Linked DNA regions of Homo sapiens: all the other regions are linked to region 3. A link is a loop called in an ENCODE intact Hi-C map of the cell type or tissue named here. Cell type or tissue: PC-9. All regions are shown on one strand. Each heading gives the region's core, and the rest is flanking DNA. Links, peaks and the distances in the headings are about the cores only.

Region 1 (10,045 bases), core at 2,038-7,037, 96 kb before region 3:
GCACCCAGCTTTCATCTCGGCTGGCTACTGCTCCACCTTTGAAATCTCAAATAGCTGGGTCTCACTCTGACCCCTCCCTCTTATCTTTTCAGAGCTCTCCTCAGACTGACTCATTGACCTCCTCCTGAATTCCAGACTCTGAACCCCTTTCTCTGTTCCTTCCCAGTCTTTCAAACCTTATTGGTTTCTCGGATTTGCAACTTGCCATACCTCTTCCCCCTGCCACATTCATGGATGCATGGAGCAGGAGCAAGAAATAGACCTTTGTGTCTGCAGCCACCTAGAATTTTTTTTGTAATTCCTGTAGTATGACCTGGCTCATCTTGACTGGGGCACCTGCCTCTTAGGTGCATCTGAAGACCAAAGAGGTCACGTCTACAGAGCACTAAGCCCAGTGCCTGGACAATAATAACTGCTCAAGAAACATTAGCTGTTACTCTTACCCACCAAAATCACAGGGGCCACACACTGCCCTGTAATGTGTTTGCAAATTCCCAGTCAGATCCCTTCTCCTCTATGCAGTAGCGATTCCTATTATTTGTCATCCCACCAAACCTTCAGCCTTTGTAGAGAAAATAGAGGTAATCAGGTAGGAACTGTCTCAATAATTCTCACTCAAATTTATCTGCAGGTTTCCTTTCTGATCAATTTCCTTCCTATTTTAGAAGCAGTTGGGTATCTCCTGACCATAAGAACTGGAGGACAGACAGTGGGGTGACTTCTAAGACCAGGAAAGGTTGAACATTCATTCATTCATTCACTCATAAACCCCTGGGCCCAGAGAAAGCCCAGGTTTGAAGATTGAGACCTAAAGGGACTGCTATGCCAGATCTATTTTTCTTTCCCAAATAGTCCCTCCGCCCTCCTTATGCTCTCTTTTGTTTGCCATTCTCCCTCCCCACCAGGTACATGAGTAGTCAAAGCTGGGAGAGGGGGAGGACTGGACTGAAGCTCATGAATTAGGCCATCCTGTCACTGTCCCGGGTTTCAGGGGGAAAGGGAGAGAAGGCCAGTGAAGATCTTTAAGGAAAGCCTCAGGAAGGAGGTAAAGCAGGGACTATCCTTCTAGAACCTCTGTCGACTCTCCTGGCTACGTGAGCAGTTGACGTACGTGCAAAGGAAGGCCTGCATGCTTCCCCCTCTCCAGACAGGTTTCTCTGGAACCCCAACAGACAGACAGACAGTGATCTTTCTCCTCTCCAGACATCCTCAGCCGCCGCCGCTGACTCAGCCTCCCCGCCCTCCCCGTGGGTGGAGTAGGTAGGCAGCCCAGTCCCTGGGGTTGAAGCTGTAGGTGACATAAGGGCAAAGTCGCAAACATCTGCAGATATGAGACCTTTGATTTCTCCCCAAACCCCAGAACATTCACAACTCTGTCTCCTTTACCTGTCAGTCAGCCCCACCTTCCAGTTCCAAACCCAGACAAACTTCAGTTCCTTCTGTAGGAGATTGGAACACAGTGTCCCTGGAGGCACAGAAGGCCCCAGTTGAAATGACCTTTGGGACTAGCTAGCATTCCCTTTGAGGAGAAACAGGACTTCCCACCCATTCCAGAAAGGTCCAGGAGTCCTGGCTACAACATCTGAAAAGAGAGCAACTGACATCCCGGATGACTTACTTGTTCAGCACAGCAGACACAGCACCTTGGGTCTATAAGAAAATGTTTTCTTATAGAATAGTAAGATCTTTGTCTTCATGTCAATGTAGTTGTAAAGTATAATTTTACGCACACACACATACATGCACACTTTTCTGGAGAAAGGAGTCCACATAGGCAAAATTGCCTAGGGCCTGTGAAAATCATATTGCAGCCATGCTCATATCACCTCTCTAGGACTCAGTTTTCTCTTCTATAAAATACAGATCACAACACTTTCCACACCATTCCACCTCCAGTTTCACCAGTGTTCTGCCTGAACATCAATGACCTTAACATTTTCAGATTTGAAATGTTTGGAAGCCCCCCACATATACAATATGTAACAGCCAGATTCCTTAGTGTTGCATTTGAGGCCTTTCACTGTTTTCCACTTGGAGCTTCTACCTCGTACACAACTCTCCAGCTAGGAACATCATAACTCGTGCTGGTTGTTCTCAGAACAGGCTGAGCCTTGAGTTCCAGCGTGTCTTTGCACACTTAAAGCCCCTTTGCTTCAAAAGCATTCCCCTCCTCTTCTCTGCCGAATGGTCTCCTATGACAGCACAGCTAGCGAATTTGCAGCATCCAGTGAAAAATGAAAATGGGGGGCTCCTTGCTCAAAAATCGTTGAGAATTTCAAGATGGTAGAGCAGAACATTCAATCATGTATGGGGCTCTTCTGTGCTCATGGCCCTGTGGGCCTGCCCATGAAGCCATCTCTGCCTACTCCTTTTCTGAGATCACCTCAAATGTCACCTGATCTTTGAAGCAGTTTTTACTCTCCAAGACCAACAATAGGAAGACACAAAACGAAGCACTTCTTCTGTTCCAGGCATCATGCCAGGTGCTTTACAGATAAGGTCTCATTTATTCCTCACAACCACTCCATGAGGTAGGTAGTATTATGATCCCCATTTCTCTGATGGGTAAACTGAGGCTCAACAAGCAGTTGACAGAGTTGGCATTTAAACTGAGGGCTGCCTGAGCTTAGAGCTCATGGTCTTACCTATCAGGCTGCACCAACCCTTTCCACCACATGGTCTTTCAGTCTTGCTTCTGCTCTCCAATTTATAGAGACCCTAGGCCCGGGTCCTGTTCCTTTAGTCTCTGGGTATCCACCCCCTTAGCATGTCTGGTCCCCAAATACCCCAAGAGGCCAGTAGCTTTCCCAGCCTAGAGTACCTTCAGGTTTCCCAGGAGACATATGTGGAATCGAAACACTTTTTCCTTTGGGAATTATCGGTCATCCCCACATCCCCTGTGTCCCCAAGTCCAGTCCATTTGGTTTCTTTAAAAGGTATCTTGAGCCCCATGCCTCACTCCCAGTGCCAGTGTTAGCTCAGGCCTTTTTATCCTCTGCTAGACCTCAATGTCCCCTTCACTAGCCCTTCTAAATGCAGGCCTGACCATGTCACCCCTTCTTAAAATCCTTCAGTAGCTCCCCACTGCCCTCAGGTCCCTTAACCTGGCACACAGGACCCTGCCCACCCCTCGACTGGAACCCTCCCACATGATCATCACTAATTAATTACTTACAATTTCCAGAAGGAGTCATGTCTTGTCATGCTCCCGTGACTGTGCACATAATGTTCTCTTACCAGGAATCTGATCCCATAACACTTGGAAAACTCCTCCTAACGAGCCGAGGCTCATTTAGCATCACCTCTTACAGGAAGCCTTTCATAACTCCTGGCTCTTCCAAAGGCTGAGTTCCCATAACGTCCAGGCTTACTTCTGGCCCATCACTTAACTGTATTTATCCCAATTGGGCTGAGAGCCCTTCGAAGGTAAAAACTGTATCCAAGTCACCTCTGCATCTCCAGCCTCCAGCATGGGACCTCTTTGGCAACTGGAAGCACACAGTAGGTGTTTTCTGAGTAAAATCTATAGATGAATGATGTTCACCTGTCTGGCGTCAGGGATGCCCTTGCCACATCCGGGGGACAGCTACATCTTGGCAGCAGACAGAGAACAAACATCCAGGTGAGAACAGGACCACTGAGAGCTCCAGAAGGAAGCAAGATGGATGGCTTGATTACCTGATGTGCTTGAAGATTCTGAGAGCAGACTTAAATTTCTCACTGAGGGGAGAGGGATGTGTGTACCTAGGAAATAAAGCTAATAGATTTTTTTTTTTAAATGAGGCAGCAGTTTCAGTGAAAAGAATAAGTCATATAAAAGCAAAAATTTAATCATGATACAATATGGCTTAGCTGTGATTTATGTGGTCACAATGCTATAAAAACTAATCTAACAAAAGGAATGTTATATCTAGATTGGAAAGTTGGGAAAGGTAAAGTGTTTCCATGACAGAAGAGAGCTAAGTCGTTCTCTTTTGTAATGGAAAGTCAGTAGGCCATATAACTAATGAAAAAATTAAGAAAGAGACATGTAGACATAATATTTAGAAGCACGGACTTAAATACTGGAAGAAATATTGAACAGTGGCTGTCTCTGGGTGGTAAGATTTGGGCGTGGAGGGAAATGGGGCTGGGGAATGGGCTTTGTAGAACTATCTGACTTTTTGAACTATGTACATAATATTGGTAAGACACAAGATTAATTTTTAAAATACTGCTTGTGGTTTGAAGGCAGGAAAGTGTTGCAAGGCAAGCACGTCTGTCCAATCAGTCTGACTAATCTCCCTGAAATGCCACCTTGGGCATTTCTTCAGAGCCCTCTCAGGCCCAGGAACTGGACTGGGCTGGTCCGCCTTGCAATGCCCTCTGTGGCCTGGCCCCACCCTCCATGCACACGCCCTTTGCACCTCATTGACTGGCATCCTGCCATTTCTCCTGCAGATGCTATACCTCTTACCTCTAGGCTTTTGCCTAGGCTGTGCTCCTGCCTCTGTGTAATGCCTTTCCTCAATCTGCCCTCCCAGCTCCTTCCTCCAGCTGCCTGGGACAAGTGTGTTTGCTTTACCCCAGGACAGCCCTGCATTCAAGGGAGATTTTATTTGCTGCTTTCCCCTGGGCCTTTCTGTCTTGGCTCACACAGTTTGACAAAGTAAGAAGCCCTAGCAAGCCATGTTGCAGGCTCACCTCTTCTGTCTCATAGTTGAGGGCCTCTCTGAGTCTGTATCTTTGTCTGGAAAATCGAGATCTTCAGGCCTACTTGCCAGGATGTTTGTGAGAGTAGGTTGATGTGATGTTTATCAGAGATCTCAAGATAAACATCCTATTTCCAGTCCTCTCTTCTTTTGAAAAATCTCTGCCTGATAGCAGCTGTAGCTGCAGCAAGAGCTAATATCTATAGAATGTTTACAGTGTGACAAGCACTGCACTAAGTCATGCATTGTTTCATTTAATTCCCACATGACCCTCATTTTACAGATGAGGAAACAGAAGCTCATTGAAGGCAACTTGAAGGTGGATCTACATGTCCCTCCCCCACATTAGACCACAAGAGGCTCAAAGATAGGGAGAAATGCACACTCATGTTAAAGCTGCATTATTCACAACAGCCAAAAGGTGGAAGCAAGACAAGTAAGTGTCCGTTGATGGATGAATGGATATACAAACTGTGGTATATACATATGATAGAATATTACTCAGCCTTAAAAAGGAGGGAACACGCTACACATGGATGAACCTTGAAGATATTATGCTAAATGAAATAAGCCAGACACAAAAAGGCAAATAATGTATGATTCTACTTATATGAGGAGGCTAGAGTAGTCAAGTTCAGAGACAGAAAGTAGAATGGTGGATGCCAGGGGCTGGGGGAAAGGGGTCCAAAATTTTACTTTGGGAAAATGAAAGTTTTGGAGATGGATGGTGGTGATGGCTGCACAGTGCAAATGTACTCAATGACACTAAACTGTAATTTTAAAAATGGTCAAAATGATACATTTAAGGTCATGTATATTTTACCACAATAAAAATATTCTTTTTTTTTTTTTTTTTTTTGAGATGGAGTCTTGCTCTGTCACCCAGGCTGGAGTGCAGTGGCACAATCTCGGCTCATGCAACATCTGCCTCCCAGGTTCAAGCGATTCCCCTGCCTCAGCCTCCTGATTAGCTGGGACTACAGGCACCTGCCACCACAGCTGGCTAATTTTTTGTGGTTTTTTTTTGTTTTGTTTTGTTTTGTTTTGTTTTGTTTTGTTTTTTAGTAGAGACGGGGTTTCACTGTGTTAGCCAGGATGTCCCAATCTCCTGACCTCGTGATCCACCTGCCTTGGCCTCCCAAAGTGCTGGGATTACAAGCGTGAGCCACTATACCTGGCCAAAAACATTCTTTTTAAATGTGGTTAGAGACAGAAAGTAGAATAGAGGTCACCTGGGGCTGGGGGGAATGGAAGGAAGGTGGGTTTTTTTGTTTAATGGGTAAAGAGTTTTTTTGCTGGGGATGACGAAAAATTTTGGATGTAGATAGAGGTGATTCACACTACATTGTGAATGTGTTTAATGTCCCTGCATTGGACAATTATGAAGGTTAAAATGATAAATACTATGTTATGAGTATTTTCCCACAATTAACAAAAAATGGAAGGGAGACCCTGTGCCTCTTTGGTTTTTCTGGACCTAGAGGCTCAAGCGGGGTCTGGCAGACAGTAAAGGTTTACTTGAGAGCATTTGTCAGTTTGAATAGGCTTTTGTTGGAAGGCTGCCCACAGGAAAAGAACCTGAATAAGAAGGAACAAGATCAGGATTCCCATCCTGACTCAGTTTTTTGGCTAATTCTAGCTTCCCCCTGGTCAAAAGTTCCATGTATATATGGAATCCCCCAAGACAAAGACTCGACTGTAGTAACATAGACAGCAGCTATTAATCGCTAGGCTTTTTACATACACATAACTGTAGCCAACAATTATTGTATACAGTCATTGCCGCAGGGAAATTGGTTCCAGGACTCTTGTGGATACCCAAATCCAAGGATGCTCAAGCTCCTGAGATAAAATGGGGTAGTGTTTGCATATAACCTACACACATCCTCCTGTACACTTTAAATCATCTCTAGATTACTTACAACACCTAACACAATGTCTAGACATCACTTCACTTGTGTGGATTTAACATAGTACTTGGTACATGGCAAATTCAAGTTTTGCTTTTTGAAACTTTGCAATTATTTTTTTCCTGAATATTTTCAATCTGCAGTTGGTGCAATTCATAAATGCAAGACCCACGGATCCAAGAGGCCGACTGATACTGTTCTAAGCACTTTTCATGCCCTACTACAATACCTCTGGGATTGTTACTATTATAATCCCCATTTTGTAGCTGAGAAAATGGAGACTTACATTAACTAACCTGGGAGAGGTCAATAGCCAGGCTGCAGGGAGACTCAGATTTGCCCCCAGATGGTCTGGTTTGCTTAATGATCATGGTACTTGCCTTGACTCTACTCTGATGGCCCCAGCCTTTCTGCATTTCCTCCAGCCCCGCTCAGGAGGGAAGGAGAAGGCCCTTAAAGGGAGGAGGGAAGTTAAGGGCTTCCGAGGCAGGAGGCTTCTGAGGCAAGAAGGCATTAATACAAGATGAGGTTCTCAGGTCCCCAGCAGAGCTCTCTGCTGTCACCCATGTCACAGAAGCAGGGCAAGTCAGACTGGCGAGATGGGCTCCACATTGGTACAAACACAGGCTTGGGCATGGATCAGGATGATTTGGTTCAAGGGCTGGCCCAGTATTTGTTGGTCACGTGGCCCTGGACAAGCTACTTCACCTGTGCAATCCTCTGTGTTCTCATCTGTAAAGTGGCGACAGCAGCGGTATCCATCTCACTGGGTTTTATGGGGATTAAATAAATTAGTAAACGTAAACCTGCTAGTGAGAGTGGTGCCAGGCATGGCAAGCCCCACTAGCAGAGAGCTAGGATTGTGCTTGCGAACTTCCTGGAGTGATGTTGGGCAACTTCTCTTTCTCCCTGAGCCCCGCTGATCTCAGGTATGAAACAGAATTTCTAAAACTAACTCCACAGATTTGTTGTGAGGATTAAATGAATACTGTGTTTTGTATTAGTATCTGTTTATAAAGTTAACTTGTTCTCAAAAGTATTTAAGGTGGCTAACAATACAAGATTAGTTTTAATTTGAAAAGAAATAATTTGAGACTAAGAGAAAGGGGTGGTAAGGAAAAAGAACACCTACTATGTACCCATAAAAACTGAAAATAAAAAGAATTAAAATTAAACAGATCTTTAAAAAAAAAAACAGAAACAAGATCCTTTTTAAAAAGCCCTGGCTGCCCTGGCATGTATTAGGCACTCTATAAATATTTGTTATTATTTTCCCGGCTGTAATACCTGGTCCCAGTGGTTCTGGCTACTTGAGATATAGTTAATTTCAGGCTGATTTAGCATTAGGGTGACAGGGAGGATGGAGGGTATTGAAATGTACTCTTCCTGGCAAAAGGAAAGTGGAGATGAGCTTTGAGGATTTGAGTCCCATCTCTAGCTTCAGAGAAGTTCAGACTTTATTTACATTACACCTTGGGCTTCTGGGTACAATTGCAGTTGATGGAAAGGTTCTACTCAAAGAACAAAAGAAAAGAAAGACAAAATAGGAAAATAGAAGAGAGGAAATATGCTGATTACTCTAATTCCCTGTTTACAGAGACTATACTGAGACCCAGTAAAAAAGGGAGCTAAACACAATTGGCTGTTTATATTTTTTTGAGGTTCTTCATAGGGAGAAATCCGCTAGTCACAAAATTAATCATTCATCAAATCATCTTCATTCAGCAACACTTACTGAGCACTTACTATGTGCGTGCCATTGTCCTAGGAACCAAGCTATGAATTAGACACATTTCTGCACTCAAGAAGCTCACAGTCTAGAAGTGGGGTCAGAGTGAAAGGTGCTACCCCAGGGTTGCAGTCCATTGATGGGGAAGTCAGCCTAACTTGAGGGGTCCAGAACAGCCTTACAGAAGAAAGCCTCACAAAAAAGAGGATACTGAGTTGTATCTCGAAAGAAAAGCTGGGTTTTGTCAGGGAGCCAGTATAGAGAGACAGAGGTTCACCCCATTGCCTAATCTCAGCACTCCCTGCAGTTTCTGCCCTTACTTGTTAGTCCTTGTTTAGCTATCTTTTCTGCCAGTCTGGAACTGATGTGTGGGCAGGGGCCTTGTCCATTTGCCCATCCTGTATCCAATGCCTCTAGCACAGGAGAAGGAAAGAAGAAAGGAAGGGAGGAGAAAGGGAATTCCAGGCAGAAGGAAGAGCATATGCAAACATTCAGAGGTGGGAAGTAATATGGTTCTAAGAAATTTGGGTTGTTCTAGATGGTTCTGACCACAGCAGATGATTTGAGTTAGATCAGACATTGAGTGTCTTATTTCATTTTGTAGATGATAAATTGTGTGTCCTGATTCTGGATTCAGAAAATATAACACTTTTTGGTGGTTGGTACTATTATGGTAACATTAATGCCCATGGAATCTGGAATCTCAGATTTGGAATGATGAGCTTCAGGGCCCTTCAGGTATATCCACTCATGCAACAGACCATGAATAGTGTACCATGAACAGAAGATGTGGTTCCTGTTCTCTAGCAATCTGGCCATCCTAGTGTTGCTGTCAGCTGCCTTAAGTGTGCTGCAGGATGTCTTACAGGGCACAACTTCTGGCTCTTACTAGATAATAATTGTCCATAAGTATTGAGTGTCCAGTTTGTGTAATGAGCTTTACATACTGTTGTTTCATAGACTCTAAAATGTGACATATCTTAATTTCAGAGATGCTGAAATCAATAATTTAAGTTCTATGAGATATGGTACAGTTATCTTTAATTTTTTTAACAAACAGGTAGTAACTACATCTACATATTGAAAACTAAGGCTAAGTGAGGTGCTACACCTTGTCCTCAATATCACAGTTCATAATTGCCCGAGTTGTGTGCTCCAAAGGCCATTTATCACCCACCTGATGGCCCGCATTGACACTTTGAGTACTCAGGGTATCCCTCTTTTTCTTTTCTTTCTTTCTTTTTATTTTTTAAGAGGTGTGGGGTCACTGTGTTGCCCAGGCTGGTCTCAAACTCCTGGAGTCAAGCTATCCCACTGTCTCGGTCTCTCAAAGTGCTGGGATTACAGGTATGAGCCACCACGCCAGCCAGGATATCCTTATCATTAATTTTAAAAATCTTTGTAAAATTTCAGTCATTTTTGCCACACAGGCAAACCTCTGTCCCCTCGTCTTGCTGCCGTTCAGCCTGGAAATATTTCAGCTTTGCTTCCTCTTCCTAGTATTTGTTGGGTGAGCAGACTAGTTTGCCCCCGTAATTTCATACATTTCCAAATTAACCAAGTGCTTCCATGGAGCTGGTCTCCTGGAGTCTCCTGGAGTCAGTCACTTGCATGGAGTGTGCCTATGTTCCTCGTAGACCTGGGTACCTCCTCAAGAAGTGTTGCGTGTTTGGTGCCTCCTTCTTGTTCCCCTTCTTCCTTTTCTTTTCTTTTTT
Region 2 (10,045 bases), core at 3,410-8,409, 120 kb after region 3:
GAGTAGCTGGGACTACAGGTGCCCGCCACCACGCCTGGCTAATTTTTTGTATTTTTAGTAGAGACGGAGTTTCACCGTGTTAGCCAGGATGGTCTTGATCTCCTGACCTCGTGATCCGCCCATCTCGGCCTCCCAAAGTGCTGAGATTACAGGCGTGAGCCACCACACCCGGCCTATAACATTGTTATATACTATTATTCAACTTGAGGGGGGAATTGAAAAGGTTAAATGAGGTAATGTCCATCATTCTATGTCATTACTTTGTTTTAATTTCTTCCTAGCATTGAACACTACTTATGATTATTTTATTTGTTCATGAGTTTACTGACTTTCTACCTTTGTCTTTCCATAGCTGTTCTCCAAGTGTCTAGAATTGCAGTGATTAGCACAGTGGCCACTAGCCAATGTGGCTATTAAGCATTTGAAATGTTCCTAGCAGGAACTGAGATGTGCTGGAAGTGTAACATACACACAAAGTTTCAAAGACACAGCATTAAAAAAAAAGTAAATGTAAAATATTTTATTGATAATTTTTATATTGATCACATATTGAAATAATATTTAGGGCATATTGGGTTAAATTATTAAAATTACTTTTACCTATGTCTTTTCACTTTCTTTAATGTGGCTGCTAGAAAATTTAAAATGTCGTATGTAGTTAATATTATTGCCATCGACCAGTGCTAGTCATGAACAATGCTGGCACATACTAGGTGCTCAATAAATAGTTGAACGACTGAATATTTTTCTTTGAATGAGTGAGTGGCACAAAAGTGAAAGTATGTGAATAATAGTTTATCTCAAGTAGGCGACCTCCATAGGATAAAGCTGTCTGCTTTAGGTTAATAAACTAATTCTGGTTGAGGTGTTAATAGCTGATAACAGCTTAACTTGTTGGCATGAGTCAAGGTAAGATGTACATTTTAATTGCAACTCTCTAGAAGTCAGATAAAAGTAGGCTTTTTAATTCTACTGTGAGGTCTTCCAGAAGCAAGGTTCCTTTAGATTAAATTAAAAAAAAAAAAAAAAAGAAGAGGAGGGAGGGGACAAATGCTGAGAATGGGGATGGAACAGAGGATGGAGGGAGATGCGGAGAAACTTCAGAGCGGCAGGTGCCTTCGTTTCCCGTTACCTGCTGAGTCTAGTCCCTTCCAGGGCACACAGTGGGCGCTTAGTAACTGTAGAAAGAAGTCGAACGAAATCGGAAGGGGGAGAGGCAGAGGCCACAATCAAGACACGGAAACGACAGTCAGTCGAGGCAGCAGAGAGGGTTTCACGCGGGCCAGCGGAGGCGCAGGGCAGTTGAGAAGGGAACTTGCCACGGGGCGGAGGGGCCGCGCTCCCCACCAGCGCGGCGCGGGGGCGCTAGGCCAGGGACCGCCGGGCCAGGGACCGCCGGCTGCGAGCAGCGGGAACGGACCTGCCCCGGGTCGCAGCGGTTTTTCCCGGGCGGGGCTGAGGCTGCAGGGAGGCGGGCGTTCCGGCGGAGGGTCACGGCCTCGCCGCCGGGACTTTCCTGGGGTGGAGGTGTGAGCACGTAGGAGCCCTGGCCTTTCCAACTTCCCAGGTCAGACTGGGGCTGGGACCACCCTGCGCGGCCTTGGATGCAGGGAACCAACCCAGTGCTAGTCCGCCCTCGCGGGGACCTGTCCTCTCGCCTGACCTATGAAGTCCGTCCCTGCCTCCAAGGCTCCAACAAAGTCCTTCTTTCCCCCAGAGTAGCAGTTCTCAAACTTGAGTGCATCAGCATCACCCAGAGGCTGTATTCAAACACGTTGCTGGCTCCCTCCACGGTTTCTGATTCTGTGGGTTTAGGGTGGTGATGCTGATTCCTCTGGTCAAAGGACCATCCCTGGAGAGCCACTGCCCTTTAGGTAACGATTTTCCCCTCATTTTTCTTCTGAACTCGGTCAGCACCTTGTTCAGCCTCCCACTGAGCCTGGAACCCTTGACAGCTGGGGAAACAAGTGCGTTGCTGCTAAGCCAGGAGGGCACCTAGGAATCCCAGCTTCCAATCCAGGGCGTTTTCCTCTGCATTCACTGCTTCTTTTACTCTCTTGGGAGCCTATGTGTGGGATCCAGAACAGGGCAGAACCCTGAGTAGTAAACGCTGAACGGGAAGCGAGGTTAGTTAAATCCAACTGCAGGAGAGGAAAAAAGAGTCCTTTTCTTCCGGAGAGGAGAGGGTACACAGAGGATGCCTGTCCACTGACCAAACCTGCCCTGAGCATCACCATTGACGCTTTCGTTCATTCAAAAAACAAAGTTAATTCAGCAGGTGCTCTATGCCAGGCACTGACTTGGTATGGGGGATAATGAAGGAAATAAAACCGAGATCCCTGTCTTTGGAGAACATACTTCCTAATAGGGAGATTAACAGTAAACACAATAAAAGGTAAATCAATGAATATGTTAGAAGGTAGTAACAGTTACAAAAAGAAAAACAAGAGTAGGGTAAAGGAGTGCAATTGGAGTTGCAATTCTAAATAAGATGGGCAGGTAGGCCTTATTGATGAGGTGAGTTAAGATATTAAGCCATAGGATAGCTAGGGGAAGAGCGTTTCCAACAGGGGGAACAGCCAGCGCGAAGGTCCCGAGTCAGGAGCATGCCTGATGTGTTTGAGGCTCATCAAACGGGCCATTGTAACTGGAGTAGGGGCAGGGATGGGGAAGAAGCTGAGTAGGAGATGAGGCCAGAGAGGTAAAAGGGCGGGCAGGAAGATGTTAGAGGTCTGGCCCAGCCATTGTTAAAGGATTGACTTTTACCCTCCAATTTGATTTACTGTTTTGCCCTAATGATTCTTGCCTCGTCCATCTACAAAATCTGCCTCAAAAACAGCCGTTAACCATCCCCTGGCTCACAGCTGGAGCTTGTTTTGAGAATGATACTATTTTCATAAGTTGGTGGGCCCCAACCTCTCAGATTTGGGGCTTGCAAAGGTTGCAATGACCCTTTCTGACCTGCAGATTAGAGAGTTGGTAATTCATATTTGCTTTCAGCATTTTTTTTTAATTTTCTCTCATCATTCCCCATACCTCCTCTGGGTTCTTGTTCCCCTGACGTACCTGCTCCCTGAAGCTTCCCAGATTTCTAGAGCAGCACTGTCCAATCAAAATATGATGTGAGACACATAATTAATTTTAAATTTTCTAGTGGCCACATTTAAAAAAGTAAAAAGAAACAAGTAAATTTAATATTAATTACATATTTGGTTTAACCCAATATACCCAAAATATCATCTCAACGTGTAATCAACATAAAAAATTAACACACTATCATACATATTTTCTTCTATACTGTCTTGAAACCTAGTATGTATTTTACATTTATAGCCCACCTCAATTCAGCCTAGCCACATTTCAAATGTGTCATAGCCTCATGTAGCTAAGGATTACCTGGCCAGCACAGTCCTAGGATACTCATGTTCCTCCCCAACTCCCTCTCCTTAATATAATTTCTGCTTCCAGACTGAGCTGACACTTCCTTCAAGAAGCCTTCCTTGATTTCTCTACTTCCTTCGTATGCCTATGAGAATGAAATGAGTTAATATATGTACATTGCCTAGGATAGGTACTGGCACATAGTAAACAATGGAAGTGTAGCTATCATTATAATACCATTTACTACGGTTGTAATAAACTGATCAGTTGTGTAACTATTACTTCACATTTTTCTCTCCCTGTTATGCTCAATGGTCCACAAGGAGAAAGGACCCTGCCTGCCTGTCTTTTTCGTTGCTCTTTTCTTGGGACCTGGGTCTGGCACAAACAGATGAATATTCAATATAAATGTATTGAATGAATGAATGAATATAAGGAAGTATGCTTGGGGTTAAGCTTAAGCATTCTAATTCTAATGTTGCAATGGATTAAAATCATAATCCTGGATGACAATGGTATCAGATTCCATGTTTATAGAGGTTCAAACTAGATCCTAAAGAGAAATGAAATCTGGTCTCACAAAGGGAAAGAAAAAAAAAAAAGACAAAAACAGGATGGTGTGGCAGAAAGGGCCCAGACTTTGAATTCAGATACACCTGGGTCTGAAGGCCTGCCACCTCACCTACTATTTGTATGGCTTTGGAGATGTTACTCAACTTCTCCAAGTCTCAGTTTTCCCATCTGTAAAATGGGATCTGAGCATCTCGTTGCGTTATGTACCTACATGTACAGTAAGTTTGTAAGTGGCAACAACACAGGCCCTAATCTCGGCTCAGCCACACTCAGTGAGGCTACTTAAGCTTTCTGTACCTACTGTGTGTGTGTGTGTGTGTGTGTGTGCGCGTGTGTATTCTTTTAGTAGTTAATGAGATATGATACTTTACATGTAATATTTTCTTTAATTTTCATTCAACAGCATGTGATCTTTCTTTTTTTCACTCCACCTTTCCCCCATCAAATGAGGAAGGAAAGCTCAAGCAGTTTACTATTTTGGGAAAATTGTGCCATCGTGCTTAGTACATAGTGTGTATCAGACTTAAGAAAAGGACAAGAATGAAACTATTAAAAAAATTTCTCCAACTGGCAATTAAAAGACAATGGGAAAACTGCTTCTATGTTTAAGAAAAAATAATTTAACTCTTAATTTTATTGCCACTTATCTACTTTTGACCATATATTGAGGATTCCCCCCCACCTTCCACCACCAGTGGAACTGGGGAATAAAACAACAAAGATTGAAGATGTAATGGAGAAAAGAGTGGAAACAACCCAAGACAGTGATGAAGGGGAATCTCATGAAATCATCTGTGTTGCAAATCTAGAGAGGTATGATGTACCACAGTGGAGTAACTGGATGGATGGAATTCACCTAAAAGGAGATATTCAGGGAAAAACAAAACAAACAAAAAACAAAAACAAAAACAAAAAACGCTCAAACTATTACACTAGGTTATATATATACATATATATTTTTTTTCTTTTTCTCTTCCTATTTTCCTTTTCCATTTTACGTGTTTCAAATTTACAAATAAAAATTGTAGATATTAAAAAAAAAAAGAAAGAAAGGCCCTTGGGGAAAACTGTAAAACTTGCCACTTTAGTCTCCACACCCTTTCAGCCTTCTTCAGCCTTCTTCCAGAAAGCCCTCTCTTGTGCCATGTTGGTTCCTGGAATTTTCTTCTCTCTCTAGTTCTCATAGATGAAGTAGTTCCCAACCACAGTCTATGAATTTTGCTGCTTGTTGAAGAGGAATGCCAGACACCTAAAAAGGGTTGGCACTTGCAGCTCAGCAATCTCAAAGCTCTCCATAGAGTTAAAAGCACTCTGCTACAGGGCTTTTTCCATTACATCCTTAATGTCCATTAATGCATTTTCCCCACTAGACCCCTGAATGTTATGGGCAGATATAGCCCATGTCTATCTCTGGATCTGAGCCCTTAGCAATCAGCTGCACACACAGTAGGTGTGGCTAAACCTGTGCTAAATGCATATGTGAATGCATGATGCATAAGTGACTGTGATTGCTTCCCCACCAAAATGCACAGAAGACTGACAGATGTGTGCGGTGAGAAGCTAGAATGGGAGGAGGTTGGTTGCTTGTTTAAAAATGAAACTGAACAGGCTGAGAAGCTTACTCACGCATCTGCTTTCCTTCAGTGTCCTCTGGGGAGGAAGGGGAGGGAGAGGGGGAGTTGGGAGCCTAGGAGGGCTGACAAGGTGCCCTCTTCAGCACTGAGTCAGCAACACCCGGCCCTGTGGACACAGGATGATCCTGATTTCAGGGGCTGAGTCACATGAATAACTGGAATAGTTGTTTAGATCATAATGAATTCCCAGAACCTTTCCAAGCCAACCAGCAGGCACAGGCTCTCTCCCTACCCGCAGCACTTTCCAGCTTTGTGACTTAGCGGAAAGAAAGAGGCCGAGCCTGGATCCTGGGAGAGGACAGGCTGCAAGGGAGTAGGGCACAGGGATCCTCACCGCTTCCATTGCCAAGCACTGCAGGTTGTTTCTGGACCTTTTTGTGTTTCAAGGAAGATGCTGAAAGAGACTGGCATTGCAGGCATGAATCCTGCACAGAGTGCACAGCTGTTGTGTTGCCGGGCAAATGTATGGGCCAGGGCCCTGGCACCTTACAGTGAGTGGTTAGGGTGTCAGTGATACTAAATGCCCTGGGAGTCCAGGAAAATATCCTCTGTGAAATGTCATTAGAGGTCTGTGTACCTTGGATGAAACAAGATATCTAAACTCTAGCCCTAGAAGAAACTGTATATGAGAGGGGGACGGCTAGCCTCCAAGGGATTTGGGAATGATGCATGATTCTACAGGTTGCATCTTCTAAGCTGCAAGTCAAGAGCTCAGCATCTCCCAGAAATGCCTGTTCTGAGCTCCATGGAAGTCCTACGTGAGTGCCTTGTCCAAAATATTGGCTCAGTTCAAAGTTTATGTCTCAGTGTTTCCTTCCTGAGAGTATCCAAAGAAGATCTCAGCCTTCTGTGATTTTGCTCTCCCCTCCTTGATATCACATCCACTATGAATGTCTCACCCAGGCCAGTGAACAGACCCTATTGCCACATTATTCATGTTTATGTTTGCTCTAGGGCAGTGGTTATCAAGCTTGAGCACACATCAGAATCATCTGGAAGACTTATTAACACAGATTTCTGGGTCCCACTCCCAGAGTTTCTGATTTAGTAGGTCTGGGATAGGCCCTACATTCCCAATAATACCCAGGAGATGCTGATTCTGCTGGCTCCAGGATCACACTTTGAGAACCCCTGCTCTAAAGCAATGTTCACAAGTGTATTTTTAGATCAAAGACCCATTGGAGAATCTGTCGAAAAGCTTTTCTACCACTTCCCAGTAAATAATACACAAATGCTAAAAAATCATTAAAATTTCTTTACAATTTCAGGGTTCACTAGATTTGCAGAAATTCATCCATGAACTTCTGGGTTAAAAATGAAAACTTCTGATTCTGGCCCAAACCAGAATTAATAAGTGGGATGAAGATTCATAAGGTATAGGAAAGCAGATTTTAACATTAATCAGAGGAACTGATTGAGCAAAGTAAGCATTTGTTTTGTAAAACTAGACTACCTGGTTTCAAATCCTGGTTCTGCCATTTGCCAGCTGTGAGCTGTGCTGCAGTTTTTGCATATGTAGACTTGGAATGACAATAGAACCTACTTAGTTCGTACATGCAAAGTGCATAGAATAGAGTCTGGTGCATAGTATAAAAGCAATAATTGTTCCCAATTTCTTTAGCTTGATTGACTCCTATTGAGTCAACTTCCTGATATATTCCAGGACTTCTCTACATCATCCCAGCATCCAGAGATCTAGTTTAGGTACTATGTCTAGTCTACTATATGGCAATATCCTCCCAAGTGTTCCCTTTATTCTGATTTCTCCCCTTCTCAATGCGTCCTCCAGACAGGATCCAGAGTGACCCTTCTAAAACTCATCTGCTATAGTTTGGATGTCTGTCCCCAGAAACCTGTTAAAATATGATCCTCAATGTTGGGGGTCAATGTTGGAGGTGGGGCCTAATGGGAGGTGTTTGGGTCAGGGAGGTGGATAGCTCATGAATAAATTAATGCTCTCCAGCATGGAGAGAGGTGAATGAGTTTTGCTCTGTTACTACTGCTCTGAATTGGTTGTTTAAAAGAGTTTGCTCACTCCCCTCTGGCTTCCACTCTTGCAATTTGATCTCTGCACATGTAGGCTCCTTCTTGCCTTTCACCACGAATAGAAGCAGCCTGAGGCTTTCACCAGGTGTCCAGTCCTCCAGCCAGCAGAATCATAAACCAAATAAACCTTTTATTTATTTATTTATTTATTTATTTATTTATTTATTTATTTGAGACAGAGTCTCGCTCTGTCACCCAGGCTAGAGTGCAGTGGCATGATCTCGGCTAACTGCAAGCTCCACCTCCTGGGTTCACGCCATTCTCCTGCCTCAGCCTCCCGAGTAGCTGGGACTGCAGGCGCCTGCCACCACACCCGGCTAATTTTTTGTATTTTTAGTAGAGACGGGGTTTCATTTCACCGTGTTAGCCAGGATGGTCTCGATCTCCTGACCTCGTGATCCGCCTGCCTCGGCCTCCCAAAGTGCTTTTGTTTGTTGTTTAAGAAATTTCCCAGTCTCAGGTACTTCTTTATAGCAACACAAACGGACTAAAACACCATCTCATTTTGTTGTCCTTCTGCATGAATCCTTCCAAAGGTCTCCCATCACTTAGGAGAAAGTCTGGGCTCTTGAGGATGTTATATGAGGCCTGCCTTGACCTGGGCCCTGCCCCCACTCAAATAGCATTGTTCACTCTGCTCCTTTTTCTCCCTTCTGTTTCTTGTCTGGAAGTGCAGGATGGTTCTAGGTGCACTATGCTTGCCTTGTCTAACACATAAGTTTACTCTGCCCTAAATGTCCTTTAGCCCTCTTTAAGGCAGACTTCTACAGGATATTCTTCAAGGCCCAATCTGAGTGTTTTCTCTGCACTTTGTTTGAATCTCCAGATAGAAATGGTCTCTTCCTTCTTTGTGACCTACCATGCCTTACATAGTGTGCATAAGTTTGTGACAGACACTGTTAGATATTCCCCCAATATCCATTCTCATCTTCTACGCTATGAGTCCATTTTCCAGACTTCCTTGCAGATAAGGTTCTGGATGCAAATTAAGTTCCACCAACAGTTACACACATACAGGATATGAAGCAAAGCAAAGTTTCTTGCTGCTTCAGATATTTTCTATTGGTGAACAGAGTTGTGGAGACATGAATTTTTTTTTTGCATCATATTCTAGTAACAAATCGACAGTTTTACAGTCGTCAAGAGTTAGTTTTAATAGCAGCAGTAACAGCTTCCTATGCTGGATTGCTGATTCTTAGAATGCAAGTATGTGGTATGTTACAGATTCAAGAATCTAAAACTCAGTAGTTCAACAGTTTTGGGCTACTACATTCTCCCTTCCTGATGGAGCGCAGGTAGTAGCTGTCTCTGGAAGTCCTTGCTAGAGCCTACAATCCACTCTTCCAGCCCTTGGGATGATTTTATAAACATCTAATCCCCCTATTAAAATCCTTTCTGCTTGAAATACCTAGAATGGCTCCCATTTCTTTGGGAACTAGTAGTAGGCCAAGACTGTGACTCATTTATCTTGGTATTCTTAGTATTCAAAATTGTCAAGACAGGCTTCTGGGAAATGAACCCCTTATTCAAAATTGCCAAGAGAGGCTTCTGGGAAGTGAACCCCTTAAAGAAGTGGGCAGACTGGCCAGGCGCAGTGGCTCATGCCTGTAATCCCAGCACTTTGGGAGGCCGAGGCGGGCGGATCACAAGGTCAGGAGATCGAGACCATCCTGGCTAACACGGTGAAACCCCATCTCTACTAAAAAATACAAAAAATTAGCTGGGCGTGGTGGCGGGTGCCAATAGTCCCAGCTACTTGGGAGGCTGAGGCAGGAGAATGGCATGAACCCGGGAGGAGGAGCTTGCAGTGAGCTGAGATCGCGCCGCTGCACTCCAGCCTGGGCCACAGAAGGAGACTCCATCTCAAAAAAAAAAAAGAAGAAGAAGTGGGCAGACCACTAACCTAAGTTGGAGAAGGCTTGTCAGTGGACTCAGGGCACGTCATTTATCTTCATTCACCAAATTAAATTTGAGTACAGAGCTGCTCTCAGACCAACAAACCAGCAAACATACACACCACCAGCAAAACAACAAAAAATAGGAATTGAAGGAATGACTGGAACCAGCAGTGTCAGGTCTGAAACAGGAAGACTCAGACCCTGCTCCTCATGGTGGGAGCATGGTAAGGAGGTACTGTCCTCTACAAGGGCCCATGACCCTCAGGGGACCTGTCAAGAGTCCAGGAGAGGAGAGGGAAAACTCCACCTCCCCAAGGAGTAGCTCCAACCAGCTTATGAGTCTCTTCAGAAAAACTGTGAAGAATGGAGAAAACAAGTATGGGTGGGCCTAGCACTGCCTCAGGGTCTGACGCACACATAGCTGGAGACCAGAGAGGTTGCTAAAAAGCATGCAGGAAAAAATCCATGAGCTTTGGATATCAGACAGACTTGTGATGAAATCCTAGGTCTGTA
Region 3 (10,045 bases), core at 3,096-8,095:
CCAAGCACAGAGTTAGTCAGATAACTGATCTCCTCTACACATATGATCTTCTTGGGGGACTCTGTTTGGCAAAGGAAGCTTTGGGGAAAGCTCATATAAACCACTGAGTATAGTCAAATGATTTAGACCTGAACACTTTTTAAAGTAGGAGTTATCTGTCCACTAATAAATATTTTAGTAAAGTGTCATGGAACATGCAGTTTTTTTTTAAGGTGGACAAATAATTTTATTTTGTGCATGCAAATACACGTCAAGTACTGCAAACTTTTTCCATCAATTTTCTCTCAAACACTGAAAATCATGATGTCCTATTTTGTGAACAGCCAAAGCTAGTATCTCTTCACTTCAGTGCCACAGCAAAAACATACAGAATTCACTCTTTGCTATTCACTATCATCATAACCCTCGTTGTTTCATCTCTGCCCTCCCCTCTTATACAGCCCTTATAAATTCTAGTCTTATCCCATTTAATCCTATTCCTATAGCACAAAGGCAAACATTACAATTTGGAAAATCAAATTGAAATCAATGGCATAGAATTTATTCCCATATATATCCCCCATTTCATTATACAGAATTATTTTAAGTTATAGTTAAAACTATGACATAAACATGCAGTTTTGAGCGATATAACTTGCCAATAAATCTTCCAGGTTAAATTAGTTGCCAATTATATTACTAAAGTTACCAGGAAAAAAACTTGAGCTATTGTAAGGGTTATGGGCTATGAGACAGTTATGTTTTTGTAGTTGCCAGCTCAAAATAAAGTTTCAGAAGTATTGATATTAAGCCACTCTTGCTGCCAATAATTTGATAGACAATCACTTATCCATTTAAGTAATAAGTTTAGTCAGAGGGAAGATTCTTTTTTATCATCTCTGTGGGAATGTGGGATGGCACACCTTTGTGACTTATTATACAACCACGATAGGTAGGAACCAGTGCTGGCCTTTGTAGTCTCAGGGTCTATATGAAGAGAGCCTCAAAAAATGATGCTTGTTGGTGATGCCAACAGAAGGTTGCAGCTCTTCAAAAAAAAAAAAAAAAAGAATAGGTCTGGGCATGGTGGCTCATGCCTGTTATCCCAACACTTTGGGAGGTTGAGGAGGGAGGATTGCTTGAGCCCAAAGTTCAAGACCAGCCTGGGAAACATAGCAAGACTTTGTCTCCCCCCCCCAAAAAAAAAAAAATAGCCTGGCATGGTGGTGTATGCTTGTGGTCCCAGCTACTCGGAAGGCTGAGGTGTGAGGATCTCTTGAGCCTTGGAGGTCAAGGCTGCAGTGAGGCATGATTGCATCACTACACTCCAGCCTGGGTAACAAGGCAAGACCCCCCTCCAAAGAAAAAATAATCAGGAAGTGAGTTTATTTTGCTTTCCCCTTGTGTAGTCAAATTGATTTGTGTTTGAGGCATGTGAAAGCTAAATGCCTGGCCCTGTATAGGTCATGAGTCATCCCTATATCCTACAGTTTAACAAAAGACAGCCCTGCCTGTTCCCTTCCCCTCCCCACGCCCACCACTGAAATCATTGTAGAGGTAGTGGTCTTCTAGTATGTGACCCTTGGGCTACAATATCAACAGGTTCTAGGCCATATTTCCTTCACATCCACGTAATGAGCCCCGAAACCCAAGTGTCCTATTTTCCTTGAGGACATCTAGACCCAAAGCATCCCCATTTTGGAAGCCCAGGGACTGTGGAGTGGGAAAATATGCCTCCATTCCTCTCCTTCACATGTGTTTTTAGGTTAAAAAAGGCAGGTGCAAATCACAACTGAATATGAAGCCTCAAAAGAGGCCAAAGCAAATCAACTTAACAAAAATAACTTCTTATCACCAAACCTGGAGAAAAACTTCAGCTGTGGCACCTCCAAGCAATGACCACGTCCCTGGCTGACTTAAAAGCCCCTTCAGGACCTCATGTTGATTGAATCCCCATGATCTAGCCTCAAGTGAGGGCTGAGTGGGCTGTTCTTGAGCCAAGTGTCTGTGGTTGTGGATAAATATATTAATATCCTAGCAACTTGCAAAAGCCAAAGTACTTTAGACAGAATTTGTCGTGCATTCTCTTAACAGGAGAGCAGGTTTGAGATGGAGATCTGAGGATATTCTGAGCCAAGCAAAGAGATTCTTAGTAAATACACAAATTCATTTCCTTCTGGTAATGCTTGGCTGCCCCTTGCAAATTGGAGTCATTTTCTCGTGCGGCCTTCTAGTGTTCTTCTGAAATTTGAGGTTTGCTCTGTTTTCAAAATGTAGAAACCCATCTCAGTCATCCACCAAGCTTTCACTGAGCAACCAGATGCAGGCATTGTGCAGGGTTATGAAAGTGGAGATGTTTAAGACACGGTTTCCACCTTCAAGAAGTACACTGTCTAATCAGGAAGACTCACTGCAACATCCAGACTCAACTTGCTACACCCCACCCTGGTGTCCTCCCACTTGCCCTTTCTTCTACCTGGATGGAATGCCCTTGGCTCTCTTCCTCTTCTCTTGGAGGCTTCTCTCCACCCCCACCCGCAGCTGAGTTGCCCACACCTCTGGGATGCTCTGTACTTTGGTCACACATACGTTTCACATTTTCACCGAGCATGAGATTATCTGATATCCCATTTATCACTTCTTCCAGACACATTCCTTCAGCCTGTAATGGTTCCTGGCACGAGACAGGCACACGATCATTATTGGTGGAATGAATGAGTGAATGAATTCACAAGAAACATATGGCACTCAGAAACCTCAGGACCTCAGCTTAAATTCTAGCTCCAATGCTCATGTGTTGAGTGAAACTGACTGAGTTATTTAAGCCTCCTATGACTCACTTTTTCTATTTGCAAAATGGGAATAAGGGTTGTTGTGATGATGAGCAAATTCTTGTTTAGTGCTTATCAAAATGACTGCCAACTGGTAAGCGCTTCATGAAGAGTAGCCATTAAAACAGTTATCACTAACAGACATCTACTGAATCCCGACTGTGTGCCAGATAATGTGCTAGACACTGAGGCTACAAAATGAATAAAGTAAGATGTGTGCTTTCAATGAACTCCCAGCCTGGCTGGGAAGATAGATGTTAACAGAAATTAAAAGGCTATCTTACTAAGTAAGTGGGATATTGGGAACATGAGGTGGGGCACCTAACCCAGGCTGGACCAGATCAATGAATTCACAAGAGAAATGGTACTGGGGATCATGAGAGCTAAATGGAAAAGTCAGAGTCAGAATCTTTAAGGCCTTCCCCAAACCCTGCTCTAAATATTCCAACATGCCTAAGTGTTTTCTTTCCTTATAAATCCCTTCCTCCAGCCATATTGCTGATTATTCTTATTCTGTGAATTACATAAGTGTATTGTTTTACAATTTACAAAAAATTTCCACACACCGTGAGTCACTGGATTCTCCCAACTTCCCTATAGGACAGATAAAGCAGATAATTTAATATTTAATTCATGGGTGAAGAAGCTGAGGCTCTGAGAAGTCGCACTGCTTCTAAATGATCCTAGCTAGACATAACCCCAGGGGCTGACACTAATTCTGATGCCCTTTCAGCTCCCACAGCCTGGACACTCATAACAAGCCAGGAGCCCACCACCTCTGCTCCTTTGCCACACAGTGCCCCCTACCTGGAATGCCATCCCTCATCCCTCGTGTTTGTCTAAATTCTCTTTCTCTTCTTTGAAGTCTCTGTTCAAACCTTAACTGCCTCCCCCTGCCATCTAGTCTCTCCCCTGTCCAGACAGCCTATAGGGGTCTCTTGAACTCCTAGAAGGCCCTCTCTCTAGGCTGAAATAGGACTCTGACATCCTATGGCGGCCTGTTTATGGTTCTTTTTCATGTGCCCATGTCTGCCTCCCCAACCTGGCTGTGAGCCCCTGGAGGAAGAAACTGTGTCTTACTAATCTCTGTGGTTCGGATATAGTAGATGCTTAGTAAGTGCCTGTTGATTAAATGAATGGTATAAAGGTTGTTGGTCAATCTTCTGTTTAGGCTGACAGAAACATACTTGTGAGAGAAGCAGACTAGCTTTTACTAGGCAGTTAGGCCCTGAGTGCAGAGATGAAAGACATAGTCTCTGCATCAGGAAGCACCAAGTCTAATCAAGAGACAGCAAGTACATAGATAATAACTATACATATTGGAAAGTTTCAAATAGAGTACAAAGTACAAGGTGCAATTGGAGAACAAAGGCCATGGGGGAGGAGGGAGTAGAAGGAGGAGATGAAAGCAACAAGAGGAAAGAGGGAAAGGTGAGGTCTGAAGAAAGTCTTATAGCGTGAGTAGAAATTGACCGGGGGTACAAAGGGTGGCAGAGTACAAAGTACAAGGTGCAATTGGAGAACAAAGGCCATGAGGGAGGAGGGAGTAGAAGGAGGGGATGAAAGCAACAAGAGGAAAGAGGGAAAGGTGAGGTCTGAAGAAAGTCTTAGAGCGTGAGTAGAAATTGACCAAGAGTACAAAGGCTGGCATGATGGGATATAGAAAGGGGCTCCATGGTCTAGAAGAGTAACAACAACAAGAAGAATAAAATAGCCCAGAGGCATGAGAGGAACTGAAATCAATATAAAACTTTCTTGAGGGATTATTTAAATACCATCCTGAAGTCCAGATAGATTCTACCTCCTGGATGGTTGGATGGATGGATGGATGGATGGATGGATGAATGAATGGGTATTATGAACATTCATGTAACAAGAGTAAAGAGGGTATAAAGAGGACGCATAGGTAAAAGATGAGCTCTTGATTCCGAATATTAGAATTGTTGTTATTAATAGCTATGCTTTTGTGTTAACAAAAGCAATATAAGTTTATTATTAAATAACCAGGAAATAAAGGTAAGTGATTTTTAAAGTTGCTCTTAATCCCGCCATCCAGATATAACCACTATTAACATATTTATGTTGGCCTTTCCACGCTTTCTTTGGTGTCTTTCTATCTTAATCATCTGTCTGTCCATCTAACTATACATTTGTTTACATATCGATGATCTTTTTATTCATCCACCCATTCATTTATCCATCTATACTTTTCCAAAACAAACATAGGCTCATTTGGTGCTTTACATTTTGTAACCAATTTTTCTAACCAATTTATTATAAGAATCCAGTTATTTCTACCTATTTTTAAGTCAAATGTTAATAGCCACATAATATTCCATCCTATGAAAGTACTACACTTGGTTTAATCAATCCTTTCCCCCTTGTGCAGTTATCAAACATGTTTTAATGAAGATTGGTGCTCTTCTTTTGGGCCAAAGTAACAGCAAAGGGGTTACCTTTCTCTAAAGTTTATGAGGCTCTGAGTTGATTGACCAAAACTTGAACTTGATATAGGGTCATATTAATCCTCTGACATAAATCAGCTGCCTCCTGAAGTGACGTCTCTATCTCCACTGTACCTTTCCCTGGAAATGCCAGACAGGGCAGAAGGGCCTCCCCGACAGTGCAGGTAAATTAGTGCAACCATCAGCAATCACAGGTTATCTTCTGCTGATGGAATCTGACAGCACCAGCTTTCCCACATCTTCACAGAGCTGGTGATGCAGAGCTGTCAACTAACACAGCTGCACGGAAATGCCAACGGTGGATTTATGGTGTGAGGCAGTAACTTTGTGACCCCCAGGTGGAAAAACAGATGGCTTTGAAATAAGATCAGTCAATGTGGCAAAATGGGAGAGGGAGGCACTTACCTTATAGTAAAAGAGAATCCATCCTACCACTTCCTTGAAACTTCAGATCTTCAATGGCTCCGTATTACTTACAGGAAAAGTCCTAAGCTTTTCAGTCCAGCAAAGAAGTAATGAATGTAGTGGAACAAGGACTGGCTGGAAAGCCAGAAGCTATAGATTCTAGCTGCTGTTTTGCTACCCACCAGTAGTGTGACCTGGGCAAGTCACCAGTTCTTGAGTTTATTTTCCTCAATCTCTAAAATGATCATACATAGATAATGTCAGAGTGTTTTGACAAATGAGTCAGTAAAAAGTCATGCATCATTCAAAAATCATTTACTGAGGGATTTAATGTGCTGAGGGTGGAGTTGAGCAAGATAGACCAGCCCCTGACTAGGGAACTTGCACTCTAGGAAGTAGGAGTCAGAACATAAAATAATCAGCAGACTATGGAACAGTGATCAAGTGCCGTGTTGAATACAAAGTGTTGGGGATGGTAGAGACCAACGTAGTGCCCGGGTTGGGTTGGGTGGTCAACAGATGATGACCTAGCAGCTATGGTTGGAATGAGAAGCTAAACAAGCCACACAGAATCTGGGGAGAAAGAATTCAGGCTGAGGGATAGCATAAGGCCCCACAGGCAAAGGTGAGCTTGGTGTTCAACTAACTAAATGCATATTTACTAAGTGTCCTTCTGCTAGATTCCAGGGATTCAAGGACAAGAATACCAGAGTCTCTGCCCTCACTAAGCTTAGGGTGGCCAGGCGCAGTGGCTCATGCCTGTAATCCCAACACTTTGGGAGTCTGAGGCGGGAGGATCACTAGGTCAGGAGATCGAGACCATCCTGGCTAACAGGGTGAAACCCCGTCTCTACTAAAAATACAAAAAATTATCCGGGTGTGGTGGCGGGTGGCTGTAGTCCCAGCTACTCAGGAGGCTGAGGCAGGAGAATGGCATGAACCAAGGAGGCGGAGCTTGCAGTGAGCGGAGATGGAGCCACTGCACTCCAGCCTGGATAACAGAGCGAGACTCCGTCTCAAAAAAAAAAAAAAAAAAAAAAAAAAAAAAAGCTTAGGGTGAAGGAAGCAGATGATTAAACAGATAGACCTTTTGCAGTATGATGAGCACTGTGATGATGAAGCAGAAATTTGGAATGCTTCTGGGAAAATGTGACAGGAGCTTCTACCTTAGCCCAGGAAGCTCAGGGAAGCCTTCCCTGAAGAGGTGCCCTGGAAGCTGAGATCAGATCAAGCAACATCAATTTTTTTTCAAAGCCATCATGGGACTTGAGTTCTAACCTACTGATGGTCTACCTGCCCATGCACATTCTTTGGCCACACCTGGGATTCTGCTGAACCCTAAGTGACTTTGCAGAAATTCTTTACTCATTTGGAGGAAGCCCAGGGCATTGCAAGGAAAATAGATAAGGTTCATTAAAGCATTCAAAAAAATATGTTGTCATATTTATTATCACTTACTGGTGTAGTTCTCAAACTTGAGTGCACATCGCAGTCCCTGGAAGTCTTGTTGAAACACAGATTGATGGGCCTCATCCCCTGAGTTTCTGATTCAGGAAGTGTGTTAGTCCATTCCTATGCTGCTATGAAGAAATACCCAAGACGGGGTTATTCATAAAGAAAAGAGATTTAATTGACTCATAGTTCTGCATGGCTAGGGAGACCTCAGGAAACTTACAATCATGGCGGAAGGCAACTCTTCACAGGGTGGCAGTAGAGAAAATGAGTGCAAGCAGGGGAAATGCCAGACACTTATAAAACCATTAGATATTGTGAGATGCACTCACTATCACGAGAACAGCATGGAGAAAACCACCCCCGTGATTCAATTACTCTACCTGGTCCTGCCCTTGACACGTTGGGATTATGGAGATTACAATTCAAGGTGAGACTTGGGTGGGGACACAGAGCCAAACCATATCAGGAGGTCTGGGTAGGGCCTGAGAATTTGGTCAAGCAAGTTCTCAGGTGGTGTAGATGCTACGAGTTGGGAAACCACACTTTGAGAACCACTGACTTTGAGTGCTTGGCATTTGGGACATAGAGGTGGTTTTCTAATTCCCCTTAAAGCTGGTGGAGGGGAACAGAGAGAACAGAGCTAGGGACTGGAGCTCCCAGGCCCGTCCACTTGAGGCCCTCTCCAGCCTGGTTTCTCCTTCAGAGATTTTATAGCCAGCAGACCCCAAAGTACAACATCTAGCCTTGCTTTGGCATTTGTGTTCTAATGTGTAAATAAACTTGAAACTTTTCCTAATCTTCTGAGGAAAAAGTAGAGGGGTGTTTGCCAAGTACTGTGGTCTGAATGTTTATGTCCCCCAAAATTCATATTCTGAAATCCTGACCCCCATGGTAATGCTATTAGAAGGTGGAGCCCTCACAACTGGGATTAGTGCCTTATAAAAGAGGGCCCAGAGAGCTAGCTAGCCCCTTGTACCATGTGAGGACACAGCTAGAAGGCTCTACGTATGAAAAAGAAAATAGGCTTTTGCCAGACATCAAATCTGCTGGCACCTTGATCCTAGACTTCCCAGCATCCAGAACCATGAGAAATAAATTTAGTCTATGGTGTTTGTTACAGCAGCCCAGATGGACTAAGACTCCAAGCCAAATAAACAAGCTCCAAATGCACATTCTCATCTTGTCCTCTTGGGTAGTTTTCTCTCAGTTATTTTTTTCTCAGTCAGGGAATTGCCAAAGTCCATACTGATCCCCTACTGGGTCACACTCCTCAAATACCACTCTGGTCCAATGTGGCCTCTGGACTCTGATGACATCAGGATAAACCCACACAGGTATCTTGTAGTGAACAAAACCCCAGCCTTGCAATCGCATAATTCTCACTCTGAATTCCAGGACAACCGCTTAGCAAGGATCCTTTGTGGGAGCTACTTGAAAGCTCTTTGAGCCTTAGAATAGTGCAGGGAGGGGCAGCAATAGCTCCACAGGGTTGTTGGGATAATTACAGAAGACTATGAATGTCATACCTTTGGGTATAGTAGGTGCTCAGTAGGTTAGGGATGCTTACAACAGTCTGTCATTTAAAGTGGTCCTCGACATAGAATTGCTAGCTCCAGGCCCACCACCTTCTCCCATATTTCCCCAGGCCTCAAGGGTCCGCAATGGGTGATGGTGGGGTTATCCTGCCATGCCTACTATGCTTTCTTCCAGGACACAATTGCAGGCCCTTGACATCTTTTGCCTGGATTATTGCAACAGCCTCCAAAAGGACTCGTCTGTCTCCATGATACCCCTCCATCCTCCTCTGCATCATCACCAAGGGAATCTTTGTAAAGCAAAGGCATGATCATGCTTATCACCTGGTGGAAACCCTTCAGAGACTCTCCACTCCCCAGAGCAGGCACCACATCGTTAGAGTCTACAGAAGGCAGGAGGAAACAGAAATGAGTGCCGGGTCCATAGGTAGGCAATGGGGAGCAGTGGGGATTGCGGTGAAATGGAGATTGGCTGTCTAAAGGCATCCAAACTCAGAATTCTGTAAAACCTTCTATGGGCCAAATAAAGTTTGTCCTGAGATTCCATGCCTGGCCTTGAGTACCAGTGTGTGAGAGCTGGCCTGGCAAATGAGGTATAAGCTCCTTAGCCGGGCTAACCAGGTTCAGCCTCCTTCTTGCTGTGCCCCGCCTCACTTACAATTCATATAGCGACCAAACTGTCTGCAGTACCTCCACACCTGCCATGCTGGTCCTCAGCCATGTCCTTTGATCAAGTCTGGAAAGCCCTTCCCTTGCTCTTCACTTGGTGAATGAAGAAGTCCTGCTCATCCCTTTAAAACTCAGTTCAGGCAACACCTCCTCCAGGAAGCATTGTTTCGCACTTATTCTCAGGTTTTCCATATGGATATGTATCTTTTCCTAGTGTCCCAACAATATCTGTTGCCTTTCTTCATCATTATAATTATTAAGTGGCAATGGCAATATAATTATCTCTTTTGTTGCCTCTGTCTCCTCTGCTAAGGTGTAAGCACCTAATATCAGGGACCAAGTGTTAATGGCCTTTGTGTCTAGCAATAATGAGGTGTTCAATAATTGTTAAACGAATGAATGGAGAGGCAGGTCCCCCTGCCACCGCGCCTCCACTCTCCCATGAGGTAGGAAGCAATCTGAACAGTGAGTGGCACAGCAGCCACTTGGGAGAGGCATAAGACTGGTCACCTCTCTCTCCCTTTCCACCACAGGAATGTGTTGAGGACAGTACAAGCAACAAGAATTGGGGAACAAGAACGCCTTTGACTTCATCTCTCAGCTGTTACAAACTCTCCCCTATTGACGGTTCAAATTTCCAAGAGAGACTCTGATCATCCAGTGAAATCACCCAGGCTCCAGTGGGGCAGTGGACCACACAAGCTCT

The links. Peaks named below come from ENCODE experiments on the same cell type or tissue, not always from the same donor. Only the 100,000 strongest peaks of a DNase experiment are listed, where the experiment ranks them.
Region 1: a loop joins it to region 3, with 5 times the contacts of the local background. A loop is called at or near these places in 5 of 110 quality-filtered maps.
Region 2: a loop joins it to region 3, with 7 times the contacts of the local background. A loop is called at or near these places in 5 of 110 quality-filtered maps.

What each region holds. Positions count from the first base shown.
Region 1 is chr1:58,928,669-58,938,713 of GRCh38, forward strand. No RefSeq gene overlaps it. Among named protein-coding and RNA genes, the nearest start is that of LINC02777, 30 kb to the left of the region's middle. In PC-9, for the core only: CTCF peaks have their summits at 5,095 (motif pointing right) and 5,294; DNase peaks (open chromatin) are centred at 4,423 and 4,973; H3K4me3 peaks cover 484 bases; H3K27ac peaks cover 4,816 bases.
Region 2 is chr1:59,145,544-59,155,588 of GRCh38, forward strand. It overlaps HSD52 (a long non-coding RNA gene), which reads right to left and starts at 1,264. Exons shown (of 3, transcript NR_027120.1): 1 at 1,133-1,264. RefSeq lists an enhancer at 1,093-1,152 and a silencer at 1,273-1,422. In PC-9, for the core only: no CTCF peak of the experiment used is centred there; a DNase peak (open chromatin) is centred at 5,698; H3K4me3 peaks cover 1,075 bases; H3K27ac peaks cover 3,006 bases.
Region 3 is chr1:59,024,016-59,034,060 of GRCh38, forward strand. All of the region lies in intron 2 of LINC01358 (long intergenic non-protein coding RNA 1358), which reads left to right. Among named protein-coding and RNA genes, the nearest start is that of LINC01358, 8.6 kb to the left of the region's middle. RefSeq lists an enhancer at 2,568-2,627. In PC-9, for the core only: no CTCF peak of the experiment used is centred there; a DNase peak (open chromatin) is centred at 5,966; H3K27ac peaks cover 1,504 bases.